Regions from separate parts of the Homo sapiens genome. Here region 1 is linked to region 2. Evidence: read pairs that join two places in POLR2A ChIA-PET (ENCODE). Cell type or tissue: MCF 10A. All regions are shown on one strand. Region 1 overlaps EHD1 (EH domain containing 1). Region 2 has its middle 7.3 kb from the start of ARL2.

Region 1 (2,500 bases), 140 kb after region 2:
GGAAAAGGTCACAGACTTATTTCATCACTTAGCATCATGTCTTCTAGGTCCCAGGATTTTCTGAGCTAGAGCTTCCTGGTGGCTTATGATCCCTTATCAGAGGGGGCTCTGGCTTTTACTCACTAAAACCACTCCCTCTGCAGGTGGGCCTTTCTCTCCAGCCCACCCGCTTGGGCCATGTTTTCTGTGTCCTTTTGCTCGGCATCAGTTCTGTCACTCCCACTGGGGCCTGAGCTAGTCAAGCTAACAGCAAGGCCCCTACCTTGGTGGGTGCCAAAGCCTGAAGTCTTGTTGCCTTGGGCAGTGCCGGGGGTGCTGGCAAGCCCTGTTCTGTACTTGATACCGGCCGTCCAGCTCTGATCTAGAGAGTGGCTCAGTGTTACCGCTGTGCAGTGTAGCCTTTGGCACCTCTTGAAACCCGGCGTCTTTTAGGCTGAGTGAGGTGCCTTTGAGGGCAGCGAGGGCCTGGTGGGCTAAGGAGCGCCGGTGGGCCTGGTGGGGCGTGCAGTTACGTGGTCACTGCCTGCATGGCACAGGCCTGAGTGCTGTGGCCCTTTTTGTCACCTGTGGGTGTGGCTGGCCAGTCACTGTGTTTCCCTCACAGCAAAAGCACATTTTCTGTAATAAACAGGAAATTTTAGTCACCTGCAAAGAAATGGGCTTACCTCTGTTGACTCCAGCTTGAGATGACGGCCAGTAACTGGGTTTCAGAGCAGGTGGGGCAGGGCTTCTGGACCTGGGGCAGGGAGTTTTGGAGTGCTCACTCTTCTTTCTTCCTTCCCCTCCTTTTTCTCTCTTTCCCCAGGGCCCCCCAGCCATCCAGGGGGAGGGGGGAGTGGGGCCTTGCTGGGTGGAGTTTGGGAGGGTGACCTCAGCTCCCCAGGCGCCGTCCTGACTCCCAGGCCAAAGCTAACATGGGCTGAGCACAGCCCATCAGGGCGCCCTCATTCCCAAGAACTCGGTTTTGGCATCACAGCCTCCCCAGCTGTGTGAATTCTAGTTTCAGCTTGTGGCGGGCTGAAGACAAATGATTTGACAAGGGGAGAAGCTGGGCCCCCTTTTTGCTGAGCGAGGAACCTCAGTCCTTGAGTCATCGCCTTTTCAGTACTGACCTGCGTTCCCAGAGCTGGCCATAAAAGGCTGTGGGCTGCGGGCCCCAGGCAGGCGCTGCAGGCTTAGCTAGTGTGGCCTCATCCCCCGGGGGCAGAGGCGGCCTCTCCCTGCCCCTGTTTCCCTCATGTTGCCCTTGGCCTCTCTTTCTGGTTTTCTGCCGAGACTTCACTCTTTGGGCATCCTCTCCTGTGGAGCTCAGAGCCAGCTGCAGGGAGTCCGGGTGCCCGGGGCCTTGTACTTTGGAAGCAGGAGCCTGTGGTGGCATGAGGTGCCCTGGCACGATGCCCTTCCACACCTTCTGGGCACAGGGAACCTGGCAGCTCTGCTGTCTCCGACCATCCACCTGAGCCTCTGGAAGGCTGATCGGGCCTCCCCGTCCAGGCTGGAGGCCAGGACCCCGGCTCCCCTGCACTGCTACCCTGTTAAGAAGCTTGGCCCTCGGGGCTGCTTCTGGTCAGAGTGCCCTATTTCCTGTTGAGCTGGGGCAGGGAACGGCCGCACATCACCTGTGGAGAGGCTGCCGAGGCTGTGTGGCTGAAGCTGTGGATTTGGGATTTTCCTTACATTTTGGTGACTTTGCTCAAGGATGAAAGTCCTTGACCGGTGATGGGTCCAGGCCGCTGGCCCCTTGTTCCCACAGAGCCCTGGCTTCCCCTGCCCCAGCCTGCCAAGGAGGCTGTCCCTGTCGGGTCCTGGGCTGGAGGCCCAGTGCTCCCACACGCCCTCCTCCCTGCAGCCCGGCTGAGGAATTGGTATTTAAATTTCACAGATGGAGAAAGTAACTGAGAAGTTAGGAAAAGAACTTCAGGTCACAGAGTCAGTGGCAGGGGGCGGGAGTGGAGTGCAGAGCCATCTTAGTTAGTGGCCCGAGTTCCTTCTGGGAGCGCCAGGTGTGGGGAGGGGCTCCGCGCCCCTGTGGCTTTGGGCTCACAGATGGCGCCAAGCACGCTTGGGCCTGGGGCCGGGGCAGGCGGCAGGAGTGTTTATCCCATGAGCGAGCTTGACTCCGCACACCCTGTGGTGCCATTTATCTTGGCGTGCTTGTGCGTAGAGGCAGCCTCTCAGGAGCCTGGGCTGTGGACCTGCCTTTGTCCTGGAGGGCTTTGCAGGGTGGGAGCAGCGGATGCCACCAAGGGGGAACCCGTGTAGTGGAGGAGTCAGCAGCAGCTCCCACTGGGGGACGGCAGGGCTGCCCTCCCATCACCGTGGGCGACCCTGTCCAGCTGCTGCTTTTCCTTAACGCTTTGTCCTTGGACCTCCCACCTCGCTGCTGTTTTTCTGCCCCCTCAGTCTAGAGAGCGCCCATCTCCATCCCCAGCTTGGCAAGAGGGTGGTGTTTTTCATGGAGATGCCAGGAGCAGGTGGTGGGCTGAGGACTCGTTTGGGC
Region 2 (2,500 bases):
GTCCTCCGGGCTGGCTACATTCTCAGGCAGAACCCGCTCATGGGAGTAGGACGGCCACCAGAAACACCAGCTTAGTATCACCCCAGGGGGGCACATCCCCAGACCCTGTCACTTTCCCAGTAACTCCAACAAAACTCCCAGGCCTGTCCTTCCTTGGTCTGGCTTGGGTCATGTGCCTATTCCTGACATCAATCACTGTGACCAGGTGAGATTGGCAAGGCCAGGACCCCAGGCCCATGCTGGAGTGCAGGGTTTGGGTCACCTTGTTGCCCAGGCTAACCTCAAAATCCTAGGTTTAAGTGATCTCCCCACCTTGGCCTCCCAAAGCATTGGGATTACAGGCGTGAGCCACCATGTCTGGCCTATTTAATTCTTTTAACCTACATTGTTTATATTAGATTGTTTATAATAAAGTTACAGTTTTAATGAGAAGACAGAAAACCTGTTTTCCCTCTCTGATAAGACAATCTAGGATGCCAGTCTTATTTTTTGGACCACATGCCTGTGACAGAGGCACCAGCAAGCACGTGCTGGCAGCTTACCCAAGTGTAGGTTTTGTCCTACTAATTAATAAGCAAAGAACTGGAAGCACAGAGATGGCAACTGCATACAGACCATAGTTCTGCCCTCCCACTGCTAATCTTCCGGCAGGTTTTTTTTTTTTTTCTAGACAGTCTCACTCTGTCACCCAGGCTGGAGTGCAGTGGCGCAATCTTGGCTCACCGCAACCTCCACCTACCGGGTTCAAGCGATTCTCCTGCCTCAGCCTCCCGAGTAGCTGGGATTACAGGCATGCACCACCATGCCTGGCTAATTTTTGTATTTTTAGAAGAGATAGGGTTTCACCATGTTGGCCAGGCTGGTCTTGAACTCCTGGGTTCAAGTGATCCACCCAGCTCGGCCTCCCAAAGTGCTGGGATTACAGGCGTGAGCTGCTGTGCTCAGCCTATGTAGGTTTTACATATCCAAAGGCAGCCAGGTCCTCAGTGCTGGTCAGTGATGATTCAGTGGGTGTGTACATCCTGCATGCCACTGCTGCATGCCTCATAAGACAAGTCAGAGTGTTCAAGCATCTGCATTACAGGTCTTAGCCCAGCTGCCTGTGTGGGAGGCAGCAGAGGCATCCTCTCCAACTCCAGATGACAAAAGGAGGTGTTATTCACCACGCAAAGGCACATGACATCTGCAAGCTTTTCCAGAACCTTAGGAGGTAGAAAGGACTTGAAAATCTGAGATCTTCCAACAGCCATGTGCTCGTACACCTCACCTGTTGCCTGTGGCCCCTCAGGAGCAAAGCTGTGCTAGATGCTTCTTGCCTCCATGGGGCCAGGCCTGGTGAATGAACGCAGGAGCGCAGCTGCTGCCCCTGGTTGCCCGTGTCCTGCTGTGCCCTCACTCCGGAACCTAAGAGGCAGGTACCACTCTTCTCTCCGCATGACAGACCCCCCCACCCACTCACCTGGATCGCTGCAGCAGCCTCCTGACCGGCTTCCCTGCTCCCCTGCTCCAAGGCACAGGGACCCTTTTTTATTTAATTAATTAATTATTTATTTATTGAGACAGAGTCTTACTCTGTCACCCAGGCTGGAGTGCAGTGACGTGATCTTGGCTCACTGCAACCTCCGCCTCTTGGGTTCAAATGATTCTTGTGCCGCAGCTTCCAGAGTAGCTGGGACTACAGGCATGAGCCACCATGTCTGGCTAATTTTTGTATTTTTAGTAGAGATGGGGTTTCATCATGTTGGCCAGGCTGGTCTCGAATTCCTGACCTCAGGTGATCCACCTACCTCGGCCTCCCAAAGTGCTGGGATTACAGGCATGAGCCACTGCGCCTGGCCAACCTTTTTATTTTTTATTTTTATTTGTTATCATTATTATTATTATTTTGAGATGGAATCTCACTCTGTCACCTAGGCTGGAGTGCAGTGGCGTGATCTCGACTCACTGCAACCTCTGCCTTCTGGGTTCAAGCGATTCTTCTGCCTCAGCCTCCCGAGTAGCTGGGATTACAGGCATCCACCACCATACCCAGCTAATTTTTGTGTTTTTAGTAGAGACAGGGTTTCGCCATGTTGGCCAGGCTGGTCTCGAACTCCTGACCTCTGGTGATCTGCTCACATCTGCCTCCCAAAGTGCTGGGATTACAGGTGTGAGCTACCATGCCCAGCCTATTTATTTATTTTGAGACAGAGTCTTGCTCAGTGGTGCAATCTCGGCTCACTGCAGCCACTACCTCCTGGGTTCAAGTGATCCTCCCACCTCAGCCTTCCAAGCATGCACCACTACGTCCGGCTAATTTTTGTATTTTTTACAGAGGTGGGTTTTCATCATGTTGGCCAGGCTGGTCTCGAACTCCTGACCTCAAGTGATCCTTCTGCCTCGGCCTCCCAAAGTGCTGGGATTACAGGTGTGAGCCACCAAGCCCGACCAGGGACCCTTTTAACCTATGCATCAGATCATGTTCTCCTCTGCTCAGAGCTCTCTGGTGCTCTCTGTATCT

Evidence for each region. ChIA-PET counts read pairs that join two places held together with the same protein. Peaks named below come from ENCODE experiments on the same cell type or tissue, not always from the same donor. Only the 100,000 strongest peaks of a DNase experiment are listed, where the experiment ranks them.
Region 1: POLR2A ChIA-PET joins it to region 2 with 5 read pairs; 16 of 35 experiments call an interaction of 5 or more read pairs at or near these places.

What each region holds. Positions count from the first base shown.
Region 1 is chr11:64,863,219-64,865,718 of GRCh38, reverse strand. The region is part of intron 2 of EHD1 (EH domain containing 1); the gene reads left to right. Among named protein-coding and RNA genes, the nearest start is that of MIR10392, 14 kb to the left of the region's middle. RefSeq lists an enhancer at 1,511-2,322. In MCF 10A, no CTCF peak of the experiment used is centred here; a DNase peak (open chromatin) is centred at 1,258.
Region 2 is chr11:65,005,580-65,008,079 of GRCh38, reverse strand. No RefSeq gene overlaps it. Among named protein-coding and RNA genes, the nearest start is that of ARL2, 7.3 kb to the left of the region's middle. RefSeq lists an enhancer at 441-1,640. In MCF 10A, no CTCF peak of the experiment used is centred here; a DNase peak (open chromatin) is centred at 1,029.